Linked DNA regions of Homo sapiens: all the other regions are linked to region 2. The links are chromatin contacts, found by Hi-C or POLR2A ChIA-PET in ENCODE. All regions are on one chromosome and are shown on one strand. Each heading gives the region's core, a stretch centred on a gene start or an enhancer-like site at or near the end of the contact. The rest is flanking DNA. Distances are from core to core; before and after follow the strand shown. Region 1 holds the start of ZMYM3 (zinc finger MYM-type containing 3). Region 2 holds the start of IGBP1 (immunoglobulin binding protein 1). Region 3 has its middle 36 kb from the start of NLGN3. Region 4 holds the start of TAF1 (TATA-box binding protein associated factor 1).

Region 1 (2,818 bases), core at 153-2,652, 1.1 Mb before region 2:
GCCTGAGCCTCCTCTAGTAGTTCGGCTACTAAATGCTCTCAGCCCTTAGGGGCTGTGGTGGGAAGTGGGGAGCGGGGATTGTAAAGTGCTCTAACTATTAATATAATGCGGACTGAGAATGGATGCTGGCACAATTTTTTAAAGGCAGTAGGCTTAACGCTAGTGCCACCTACCCCTACTCCACTTCTCTAGCCTAACCTCAGCCACACCCACATGCTAAGGACCATCCAGGAGGGGGGAGCGTGTAGCGCGCCTGCGTGCTCGTGCGCACGAGAAGCAGAGAGGCAGAGAAGGAGACAAAAAGAGATAGGGGGAGAGAGAGAGAGAGAGCGAGAAGAGAGAGACAGACAAGGACAGAAAGGGGGCTGGAGGAGAAAGAGAGAGAGAGATACAGAGAGAGAGAGAGAGAGAGAGAGAGAGAGAGAGAGAGAGAGAGAGAGAGAGAGAGAGAGAGAGATCAGCCCTGGTGAGGGAGGAAAACTCCATAGATAATACAGGGAGCTCCTGCAGGAAGACTCAGGGAGAAGATCCCAGAACTTACCCTAAGACTGTTGAGAGAGTAGGGGGTAGCTTTGCAGGACCTGGTTTGGGGGTCATCAAGCAGTAACGGTTACTGCACAGGCGTTGCCACTGAGCCAGAGCCATTTAACCCGACCTGTGTGGCTGGGGATCAAGCTTCAGATACCCCATAACTCTGACTCTCAGACTGTTTTGGGGGCCCCGTGGCTGCAGACAAGGGAAGGAGGGGCACGTGAGGGCTGGGTCCCTGCCTCCCCCCGTCCTCCGCTGTCACTCACTACCCCAACAGTCGCCCAGGGGGCGGGACCCGGAGAGGTGGGGATGGGGGAGGGTAATCTTGGCAGGCGCCTGCTGCATGGCGTAGGTAGGGACTATTGAGGGGGGCGGACGCCGAGGGGGTGAACACGAGTGGGAAGCTAAGAGAGACACGGGGAGGGGGAGGGGACCGGGAACCATTTGAATGAGAGGAGGGGATCACGGGTAGAGTGGGCTCCAGGAGGTAGGGCGAGCAGGGTGTGACGGGGGCCAGACTCTTGAGCCAGGTAAGGGGAGCAGGTGCGTAGATCTGTGTTTTTTGTGGGTGAGCGCACTCGGCCCTTGGGTGGAAAGGGGACGCCGCCTTTCCCGGGGGGCCGGCTTCAAAGCTCCAGAGGCTATCTTTTCCTTCTCAACTAACGGGGCCCCGGGCGGGGGCTCAGGCGCCGTCTCTAGTGGCTGCATTCCACTCCGCAATTTCCAGGCGGCCACTGGACTGGGAGTCTCGCGCCGGGGGCCGGCGCTGTCTCGCGAGCCCCCTCCTCGAGCCAGCCAATGGGGTTGGTTGCTGGCACCGCCCGCCCGCCTGGTGCAGAGCGCTGGGCGCTGCGAGCGGCGCTGCCATTTAAAGGGGCCGCGACCCCTGTCCCGGCTGCTAGGGAGGGAGGTAGAGAAGGAGCGCGGGGCCGTCGCTGTCTGCAGTTCTAGGCTTGTAGCCTTTGCACTAACCCTGCCGCAGGTAGGGGTCGGGCCTGCTCAAGCCGAACCGAACCTGCAAGCGGGATCTTGCAGTAGCCGGGAGGCGGTGGTGGGGGGGTCTAAGGAGAGATCGTAGCTCCAAAATGTCTTCCTGTAAATGCCTGAGGTTGGGGGTGGGCAACAGGAGAAGGGAGGACTGGAGGAGCAATGGGAAAGGGGGACGGGGCTGAGGAAGTGGGCGACCTGAAAGGTAACTGGGGGGAAGGGGTTGCGAAGGGCAGTTTGTGGGGGCGGGGGAAGGGCCGAGGGAGGACCTAGCAACGCGGGGAGGGGGGGTGGGGCCAGACAGGGTGGGTAAAGACTGGGGAGCTGGGGGGCTCCTGCAGAGTGGGGAGGGAATAGAAACTGAGATCGCGGGGGCGGGAAAGGCTCCTGGTGGCGACGGCCTTAGGAGACTCTAAGGGGGCGTTCAGCCTGAGTTGCGGGGGGTAAAAGGTAAGGGGGGAAGGGAATGGGAGTTGCAGTCGAGTAGGGGGGTGGGCGGGTAGAACGACCGACTGCCTGGCCAGTGTGGGCACGGGGCCAGGGCGGGGAACGCCTCTCCCCACTGGGGGCGCTGTATTGGGGGGAGTGGTCATTAGGACTAAAGCCTTCGGAAATGCTTGTAGATTGTGGTGGTGGGGGCTGCTCATGAGAAATCCAAGTGGATGATGGGGTGTGTCTCAGAGCCTATATAAGAAGGAATTCAGGCTAAGACCACCTCTACTGCCCCCTCTTCTACTCCTAATCTGCAGTACATATCCAGCCATACTCATGGACCCCAGTGATTTCCCCAGTCCATTTGACCCATTGACCCTGCCAGAGAAGCCCCTGGCTGGAGACCTACCAGTAGACATGGAATTTGGAGAGGATCTACTGGAATCCCAGACTGCCCCAACTCGAGGATGGGCCCCCCCTGGCCCTTCTCCATCCTCGGGAGCCCTGGACCTGCTTGATACCCCTGCTGGCCTGGAAAAAGACCCTGGAGTCCTGGATGGAGCCACTGAGTTGCTGGGGCTGGGGGGGCTGCTCTATAAAGCCCCCTCTCCCCCGGAGGTGGACCACGGTCCTGAGGGAACCCTGGCATGGGATGCAGGAGATCAGACCCTAGAGCCTGGACCAGGGGGCCAGACCCCTGAGGTGGTACCACCTGATCCAGGGGCTGGGGCAAATTCCTGTTCACCTGAGGGGCTACTAGAGCCTTTGGCTCCAGATTCTCCAATAACACTGCAGTCCCCACATATTGAAGAGGAGGAGACCACCTCCATAGCTACTGCAAGAAGGGGCTCCCCTGGGCAGGAGGAGG
Region 2 (3,170 bases), core at 131-2,630:
ATTGACCCACCTCTGTATTTTAGCCTGTCTTTGAGATGCCATAGCAACGAGACTAGGATAAGCCATGGAGGAATTGGCAGTGTGATTTTCAGCAGAGTTGTTCATGGTTTTGGGCAGCTCAAACTCTGCCACATGATAGCAATGGCACTGAGTTAAGTAGTTTATAAAGTGTTCTCGAGCCCGCTGCAAATGATCTAGACGCTTGCTGGGGTTGACTTGTTTCATGGTGAGGGCTCCTTGAAACGCTGGCACCAAAAGGTACTTCAGGTCGGTGGAAGCAATCTCTTCCAAATCTTCATTTCGGCTGGAAGAGCAAAAAGGAGGCAGTGAAGCCTGACTAGGCATTCAAATTGTGGCCCTTGCTTTCTGGGGGACGGAGTGGGAGGCTGGGCTGGGAGTGGACCAGAGGGAGGAGGCACGGGGAACAGCGGCCAGTTTCACTCAATGAAAGTGGCTGAGGGCTCACACCCAATGCCTATGCAATCAGCAGACGCTAGGAAGCAGAGTCGTAAGATATCAACCATCTGGGAAGAGAGGTGGGGAATGTAAACAATGTACACAAGATCGCAGTGGTAAGTAGGAACGAAACGTTCTCACCACTAAAGGTCCCCTCCACTCAGGCGCAATGGCTCCACCCTTGGTAACCATTATTACCTTCGTTCTCAGCCATTATTACTATCTTCCCCCATACCTGAACAAGTCGAGCTGCGATAACATTTCGGCAGCCTTCTCAAGGAGGTCCAAGCCCTTGAACACCTTCTCCTGGACTATCCGGGAACCGGCGGGTTCAGTCGCCACTTCTACTTCGTCCAGTAACTGTCTACCAGTTTCGAACAGCTCGGGGAGCCGCGGCAGCTGTAACTCGTCCTCAGCAGCCATCTTGGGGAGAGAGGAACCCGGAAGATCTCTTTTCCGGGGTCAAAGGCAACCTTGATAAAGAAGAATTAGGCGAGCGCGGACAAAACCGGAAGAAGCACCTCATTGGTCCAGTAGCTTCACTGTTAACAAAGCATCAAAGGACTTCCGGGAGCCGCTGTTAGCCGGCCCTGGCAACCGTTTCCATAGACTCATTTTACCAGGCAGCCCGTTACAAGTCGTAGGCATCTGTTAAAAGCAAACAAACAAGCAAAACCCTAGGCGCTGTTTTACCATGAGCTCCTCGTCGCCGACACGGGGCTGAGAAGTTCTGTGGGCTCTGAAGCCCGGGTGAGGCGAGGCTGAATTCGGAGCGCGAGGAGTGCGGACGAGCGAGTGCGTTTTAGGAGCCAGTCTGGCGCGCCCCTTACCTCGCGAGTAGCTCCCTAGGTTGAGGAGTCCAGGGACTCTAGCCGCCGCACCACTCCCACGGTTTGAAGATCCGGTCGCTTGAGCGCGAAGTGCAAGTAGCGCCCCCCTGCGGTTTCCGTCCACCCACCAGATGGAGCTCCGGGTTCCTCCCAGCCAATCCTCTCCCGTCCTCTTCCCCCTTCACCCCACACACGCCTACGACCCGTAGGCCGGCGTCCGGTGGAGCCCCCCTCAGCAAGATTGGCAACCTGCAACTCCGGTCACCGCACAGCCGGCTTCCCTTCGTGCACTTAGTTCCTACATCAAATGTTATTTCTGTGCAACCTTCCTTGTCTCTCTACCGCCTTCCACCCTGTGCCCTTCAGCCGCCAAGTCTGGGTTTCTCCTATGCATCTCTATCATGGCACCTACCACGCTGTATAATTGCTAGTGACTTACAAATCTCTCTTATCAGAATGAATTTGACTCATCTTTGCACCACTCTGGCTAGCCTGAGTACTCAGTATCAGTCATTATCTGAATAAAAAAAAAAAGTGATCAGTTTGGAAAGCAGCCAACTTATGCAGAACAGCATTGTTCAGTAGGTAGTTACTAGCTACATGTGGTTACTAAGCACTTGAAAGTGGCTATTTTGAATCGAGATGTGCTGCAAGTGTAAAAAACACCCCAGATTTCAAAGACATTTAAAAAAAAAAGAATGAAAAATGTAAATACTTTTTACATGGACTACATGTTGAAATGATAGTCTTTTGGATATGTTGGATTAAATATATTATTAGAATTAATTGTACTTCTTTCTTTTCACTTTGTAAATGTGCCTGCCAGATAATTTAAAACTATATTTGTAGCTCCCATTATATTTCTACTGGACAGAACTGATGGAAAACATAATTTCAGGACTTCAAAGAAGGGACGTCATTGTTTTGAACAAAGCAATATAAATACATACTGATTACCTTAGGACGCAGCCTGAATTGTCCTAGGAGATTTAAGTAGCAGGCACACTGTCTACCCCTGAAAATAAACTTTTAAACTAGTATTTTAAACTACATATCGTTGAGAAGAAAAAAAGCTTCATTAAAAAACAACTAGAGGGCAATATAGGACAGTATAAAATAGGTGATATGTTGTATTGCACAGGCTGTTGGAAAAGCAAGAAAGGGCAAGTCATCCCATGCTAGGAGTAGTTCAGAAGGCTTCTTAGACATGACATGCGGTCACATAGAAGAATGTCAAAGTTTAAAGGGAACCCCCAAAATCGGAGGAAAAACTTGAGACCAGAAAGGTTAAGGGACTTGTCCAGCCAGTTTGTGACAAAGTCAGTGACTTCTGCGTTCAATTGTTTCTACTCCATTAACCTTCAGTTGGGTAGGATTTAGAAAGATGAAGACCTTTAATGTGGGACAGATTGAAGCCCCAAACTAGAACAGTGCTTCCTAAGAGGGAGAGGAGGCTGTGGCACACATGTAGGTTGAAAAAGCTTCCCAGGTGATTCTAATAAACCTTCCCTTGCAACCCCTGCTTTATAAACTAAGAAGGAAGTGAGGCTTTGGCGAATTACCTATTTGGTTTATCTGGCACCTCTAGTAAACTGACCTTTCAGGGTCAGGCTTGGCAGGGAATATAAAGAAAAAGATAGTACTTGTGGAGGAGACTTAGAAATGTAGTAATTGTGAGAGTAAAGATAATTTGCTTCTCTGCATTTGCTTGGATTAAAACATGTCTTTACTGTTACTTAAGAGGAAAAAAATGTGCACAGTCTTAATTTGGTCTTAAACTTTGTAAGTCATTTTTTATGGCTTTCAAAATTAGTCTTTTTTTTTTTTTTTTTTTGAGACAGGGTCTCACTCTGCCACCCAGGCTGGAGTGCTGGAATGCATTGG
Region 3 (2,794 bases), core at 146-2,645, 1.0 Mb before region 2:
TTTGCTCCGCAAATGACCTGAGAGCCTGCCGGGCCTCTCCGACCGGAAAAAGGGTTTTGGTGGGCGGTCTAAAGATTTTGAAATCGGAAAAGGCAGATTGCTAGCGAGCCGTCAGAGCAGCTTGCCGCAGCTCAGGCGGGCTCCGCAGAAAGATGGCGTTTGCTATCAAGGTCACATGGCCACTTTAGGGGACTAAAACGAAATACTAGCTGAGAACAACAGGAACTGCCAGCACAGGATCAGATTTTCAGAAGCAGTCTCAATTCTAAGTGTCTTTTTCTAATTAGAATCGTAAGCACATTTTTTTGTATTTGTCCGAACACATGTCCTAAGTCATCAAAACTATGTGAAGGGGTGGAGTTTCACTGGGGGTCTTCTCTTTCCGGGAGCCTGAAAAGGATGGGAGGAGGGTGGGGGAAACCCAAGGGCCAGGGTAACCGCAGAACCGGAAAGCAGCACGTGCCAGGACAGAAGGCACCCACTAGGGTCTCTGCACTGAGAGCAGTATGGGAAACCGATTCCACCAGGGACTGTGAAACTCACTAGATCTGTTAGGCTGGTGCAAAAGTAATGGCGGTTTTTGCCGTTAAAGGTAATTGCAAAAACCGCCATTACTTTTGCACCAACCTTCAGGTTCGGGTCTACGCAGCTTTGTCTAACCTCTGACCTCTCATGAGTTGGGAAAGGTTACCCTGGCAAAAAAGGATTTGCTTAGGTGCCCTATACATTGTACCAGATAACTTCCTCTATGATTTTTTTTTTTTTTTTTGAGATGGAGTTTTCACTCTTGTTGCCCAGGCTGGAGTGCAATGGCACGATCTCGGCTCCTTGCAACCTCCGCCTCCCGGGTTCAAGTGATTCTGCTGCCTCAGCCTTCGAAGTAGCTGGGATTACAGGTACCTGCCACCACATCTGGCTAATTTTTTGTACTTTTAGTGGAGATGGGGTTTCACCATGTTGGCCCAGCTGGTCTCGAACTCCTGACCTCAGGTGATCCACCTGCCTCAGCTTCCCAAAGTGCTTGGATTACAGGCGTGAGTCACTGCGCCTGGCCTCCTCTGTGGTTAAGCTTTATTTATTTATTTATTTATTTATTTATTTATTTATTTATTTATTTTGAGATGGAATTTCGCTCTGTCATCCAGGCTGGAGTGCAGTGGTTCAGCTCAGTGCAACTTCCACCTCCCGGGTTCAAGCTATTCTCCAGCCTCAGCCTCCCGAGTAGCTGGGGTTACAGGAGTGTGCCACCATGCCCAGCTAATTTTTGTATTTTAGTAGAGATGGGGTTTATTTTATTTTTATTTAGTAGAGGCAGGGTTTCACCATGTTGGCCAGGCTAGTCTCAAACTCCTGACCTTAGGTGATCTGCCCATCTCGGCCTCCGTAAGTCCTGGGATTACAGGTGTGAGCCATCAGGCCCGGCCAACTATGGTTAAACTTTAGTTGATACAAGATAAGAAATGTGAACACTGTAAGCCCATTTGTTTGTGTGTTCTCTTGTTACCTCTTTTGGTTACTTTCTTATTCATTAGTGTCCTAGCAAATGTTACTTTTCAAAAATTGCAGCCTTGTCTTAACTAAAAGATAAAAAGGAATTTGTTTACTTCTTAGCCGGTACAGTTAGAGGGCATGCACTCTGGCAGCCCTGTAATATAGGGACCAGGGAAGAACTGAGGCAAATAAAAGTAGTGATCCATGAATCGAAGCATTCAAATCTAGCTGATGGTTTCTTTCTTTTGCACTTCTGCCATTTTCATGCCCCTCACCTGCAATTGACAATCCAAACTGAGAGCTGGTCCAGGATTCTCCAGCACCCAGAAGAGCCTGAGTGGGCACAACAGAAACTCAGACTTTAAGGGTACCTAGGAATGGAAGTAGTAGCAGAAGGATTAACCTTTTCATTAGCTCAGTCTTGTCCTTGCTCAGCTCTGGCCATCCCAGTTCAAGCCATCCCCTCAAACTATGCTCTACTAATACTCCTTTATAAGTTATCATCAGACCACTCCAGTTTTTGTTTGTTTGTTTGTTGTTGTTGTTGTTGAGACAGAGTCTCAGGCTGTCGCCCAGGCTGGAGTGCAGTGGCGCGGTCTCGGTTCACTGCAACCTCCGCCTCCCAGGTTGAAGTGATTCTCCTGCCTTACCCTCCAGAGTAGCTGGGATTACAGGCACCCGCCACCATACCTAGCTAATTTTTGTATTTTTTGTAGAGACGGGTTTTCACCACGTTGGCCAGGCTGGTCTCAAAAATTCCTGACCTCAAGTGATCCGCCCACCTCGGCCTCCCAAAGTGCTGGGATTACAGGTGTGAGCCACCGCACCCAGCCTCAGTGTCAGTTTTATTGATCCTTTTGAATCTATTTAGGAATGGGGCTTGAGGGAAAAGGGGGCCACCATCTGTTCTGTTATCTGAGGCACCGTTTCTCCCTCCCCTAACCTTTAAGAGGGGCTGTAGGAATTCTAAGTGTAGTTTCAATAAACAGGTTTCTTATGGAGGAGCTATTCTAGCTCAGTCGTTCTAGAATAGTATAGCCCACTCAGGAAGAAACAACATTTAAACTTGAGCTCAGGGGGAACAAGACTCATTTACTGCTCCTCCCTTGGCCACCCTAGACAATCATGACAATTTCTCTTGGTCACGTCTGAGAGAGAGGTGTTGTAATAATCTTTTGTGGATACTCAAGTCATCATAAGAGAATGTGTGGGGGTAGAGAGAGAGGGACATGGCAAACCCAGTCCTGTAGTATTCTGGGGAAAGTACTCTGGGGGAAGATACTCTATTTACCCCAGGGGTACT
Region 4 (2,903 bases), core at 68-2,567, 1.2 Mb before region 2:
TACATACATAGTAGGTGGCTAGCCTCCTCCCCCGCCTACTCCCCACAACCCAGACTTCACCTTCATCATTTACCAAGGCACCGTCAGTCCCGGTCAATTCTTCATTTGCCGTGAGTTCAGTGATCAGGCTGCCCAGCCCCAAAGCCCCCAAGCCTGCCAAGTGCTTCTTACATTCCTGAAAAAGGGACAGCACGAGTCGAAGATAACAACTAAACCTACGACTCCCACACCACAGGACTTATTTCCCTGGTCCACGACAAAGTCACAAATCCACATGAAAAATGACTGTGCAGTGTGCCAAAACAAGCAACACGTTCGAGAACTGTAATATACATCTACCAAACTCCGCATCGATCAGATCTTTATTAAAGCACCACAGCCAACTGCATCGCCCACACTTTAAAGTATACTACAAGAGAAGACGAATCAAATAACTACTGCCAAGACTGAATGAATGGAACGGTCGTTCTCGGAACGAGGGCCGAGGCAGGGGGATCAGTGGGATTGGAGGCGTCGAGGCGGGGCTCGTTCGGTCCCTGTTTCGCATGCGCCTGCGGCACAGGAGGGGCCACAGCGGCCGACAGCTTCACTCCTCAAGAAAACGGGCCTAAGTGAAGGCAGGGTAGTTTCACTAGGGCGCAGGACACTATTTCACGAAAGTCAGTGAAGACGCTGGGAGAGCCACCTAAAAGGCGCACTGTGACCAGGAGGCCCGCTCGGGTGCTAGGAACACCCCATTGTCCTAAGCCTGAGGCCGGAACCAAACGAGCGGGAGGCAGGTCCTGTCCAGTCCTCTGGCTCTATAGAGCCATCTCAGGGCAGCGATGTCAGAGGGGCAGGCAGTGTCAAGAATCTCCAAGCAGGTTACGGGTGGGAAGCCATCTCAGTAGGCGAAACCAGCATGTGTCCTACTGTCTGGTCGGCAGAGCGCTAGCTCCAAAGCCACTATTCCCTGCGCCCCTGGCCCCGGGCTCGCCTCGCGCTCTCTTCTGCCCACTCTCCCCCAGAACGATCACTCCCACGCCACGTTGCTCCCGCACCCATGAGGACGGGATCCTCCTCCCCGGCGTTAGCTGCGCCCTGTTCTCGCTGCCTGAGCACCCTCTCCTTTCCTCCCCGCACCTCCTTCCTCTGCTTAGCCCCACCCCCCGAGCCCTACCCCCACGCCCACCCCCTCACATCATCCAAGACGCTTTCCCCCTCCAGCTGCCCGGCTCCATTGATGTTGCCGAAAAGGAAACCCGCTAAAGAAAATGGGCCGCCTCCAGCGGAATCTTCGTCGCTGTCCGTGTCTGACATGATGGCGGCAGCAGTGATGGTAGCTGCTGTCCGCAGCAGCAAATCGCAGCCGGGTCCCATAGACCGGAAATAAAACAACAGTCGCCCAGAAGTGACTTACTGAGCTCCCTTACCCTACCAGCCTCTACCGGAAGCTCAAAACAGAGGGGAAAGGGAGGGGGAAGTGGGGAGAGGGGAGGGGGAAGGGGGGGAAAACCCGGAAAGACCGGCTATCCTAAGAGAAAGAAGTAACTACTTTACTAACGGCTTTTGATTCGACGCTACGGGATCAGGAGGATGGATATGTGGAAAGCGGTTGGTCAAAGAAAATATTCAGTCCCGCCCGCTCCCACTGCTCCGCGCGCGAGCTTTCTCACGGCACCGAATTAGAGCAGTGGCTCTTCCTCCAATCAGAAGGAGCTGCTCGAGTCACGTGGCTTACGCGCAGGCAACCTCGGGTTCCTGTACCACAATACCCGGAAGTAAGGGTAAGAGCCGGTCTTTGTGCTGCGTGCAATTTCACCGGTCCGTCCCAAGGAGAGACTTGACGTAAATTATACAGGCATTCCCGAGCTATGCAGGTTACTTGTTTTGAGTTGACATTTTTCCCTAGAAATTGATTTTTTGACCGGACGCGGTGGCTTACGCCTGTAATTCCAGCACTTTGAGAGGCCGAGGTGGGAGGATCGCTTGAGCCCACGAGTATGAGGCCAGCCTGGACAAGAAAGCGAGACTCCATCCATACACAAAATCAAAAAAATTAGCCAGATGTGGTGGCCAGTGCCTGTAGTCCCAGCTGTTGGGGGGTCTGAGGTGGGAGCCAGGAGTTGGAGTCTGCAGTGACCTGTGATCGGGCCACTGCACTCCAGCCCGCCTCAAAAAAAATACTTGTTCCCCCAACGTTTTATTTCGGAAAATGTGAAAGTTTAGTAAAATGAACAGCTGACCCCTCACCTAGACTCACAATGGTTAACATTTTGCTAGGATTTTTGTTTTTCTAAACCATTTATGGGCATCTTGTTCTTCACTCCTAAAAATAAGCATCTTAACTATGGAACCAAAGTACCTTTATCACAACTTTAGGAAGTAAGTCAATATTATTTAAGGAAGAGTCCGCACTTAAATTTCCCCAGTTGTCCTAGTTGGAACATTTTACGGGGTTTCGTCATGTTGCACAGGCTGGTCTCAGACTCCTGGGCTCAAGCAATCTGCCCGTTTCAGCCTCCCAAAGTGCTGGGATTGCAGCCATGAGCCAACACCCCGGCTTTCACCTTGCTTTTTTCACATATTATGATAATATAGACTGAAATAATTTCTTTACCACATCATAGCACTCTTCCTCATTCTCCCTTTTTTCCAATACTAGGATCCATTCACGTTTCATGCATTGTATTTGGTCATCTTCCTTTAGTCCAGAATCACCTGCCTTCTTGTTTGTTTTTCATGACACTAAATATTTGGAAGAATCCAGGCAAGTTGTCTTGAAAACATTCCATGATCCGAATTTCTCTTGTTTCCTTTTTTTTTTTGAGACGTAGTCTCGCTCTGTTGCCCAGGGTGGAGTGCAGTGGTGCTATCTCGGCTCATTGCAAGCTCCACCTCCTGGGTTCACACCATTCTCCTGC

The links. Hi-C counts contacts between places; a loop is a spot of excess contacts on that map. ChIA-PET counts read pairs that join two places held with the same protein, here RNA polymerase II (POLR2A). Pooled maps may share reads with other maps.
Region 1: a loop to region 2 is called in a pooled map, with 14 times the contacts of the local background. The contact joins the promoter of ZMYM3 here to the promoter of IGBP1 in region 2. A Hi-C loop is called at or near these places in 2 of 37 single-sample maps with no recorded cell type and 6 of 50 pooled maps. POLR2A ChIA-PET finds 5 or more read pairs at or near these places in 1 of 52 experiments (activated B cell).
Region 3: a loop to region 2 is called in a map of CD8-positive, alpha-beta T cell, with 16 times the contacts of the local background. The contact joins the enhancer-like site here to the promoter of IGBP1 in region 2. A Hi-C loop is called at or near these places in 4 of 168 maps with a recorded cell type or tissue (CD14-positive monocyte, CD8-positive, alpha-beta T cell, gastrocnemius medialis and 1 more) and 10 of 50 pooled maps. POLR2A ChIA-PET finds 5 or more read pairs at or near these places in 1 of 52 experiments (GM10248).
Region 4: a loop to region 2 is called in a map of gastrocnemius medialis, with 10 times the contacts of the local background. The contact joins the promoter of TAF1 here to the promoter of IGBP1 in region 2. A Hi-C loop is called at or near these places in 4 of 168 maps with a recorded cell type or tissue (CD4-positive, alpha-beta T cell, CD8-positive, alpha-beta T cell, gastrocnemius medialis and 1 more), 1 of 37 single-sample maps with no recorded cell type and 13 of 50 pooled maps. POLR2A ChIA-PET finds 5 or more read pairs at or near these places in 3 of 52 experiments (CD4-positive, alpha-beta T cell, activated B cell and naive thymus-derived CD8-positive, alpha-beta T cell).

Annotation. Positions count from the first base shown.
Region 1 is chrX:71,252,724-71,255,541 of GRCh38, reverse strand. It overlaps ZMYM3 (zinc finger MYM-type containing 3), which reads left to right and starts at 1,402. Exons shown (of 25, transcript NM_201599.3): 1 at 1,402-1,513; 2 at 2,268-2,818. The coding sequence starts at 2,287. It overlaps LOC105373247 (a long non-coding RNA gene), which reads right to left and starts at 734. Exons shown (of 4, transcript XR_938434.2): 1 at 542-734. RefSeq lists silencers at 787-836, 857-906.
Region 2 is chrX:70,131,657-70,134,826 of GRCh38, reverse strand. It overlaps IGBP1 (immunoglobulin binding protein 1), which reads right to left and starts at 1,380. Exons shown (of 7, transcript NM_001551.3): 1 at 1,287-1,380; 2 at 692-1,104; 3 at 11-304. The coding sequence starts at 879. RefSeq lists an enhancer at 502-961.
Region 3 is chrX:71,179,377-71,182,170 of GRCh38, reverse strand. No RefSeq gene overlaps it. Among named protein-coding and RNA genes, the nearest start is that of NLGN3, 36 kb to the right of the region's middle. RefSeq lists enhancers at 1-132, 189-238. Within about 2 kb of position 1,395, at least 10 of the 41 ENCODE cell types and tissues checked have a DNase peak (open chromatin) inside an H3K27ac peak, as active enhancers do; they include CD14-positive monocyte and CD8-positive, alpha-beta T cell, where a contact is called at or near this core.
Region 4 is chrX:71,364,771-71,367,673 of GRCh38, reverse strand. It overlaps TAF1 (TATA-box binding protein associated factor 1), which reads right to left and starts at 1,317. Exons shown (of 38, transcript NM_004606.5): 1 at 1,180-1,317; 2 at 61-175. The coding sequence starts at 1,299. RefSeq lists enhancers at 12-707, 1,226-1,275, 1,766-1,815, 1,984-2,553 and a silencer at 1,436-1,625.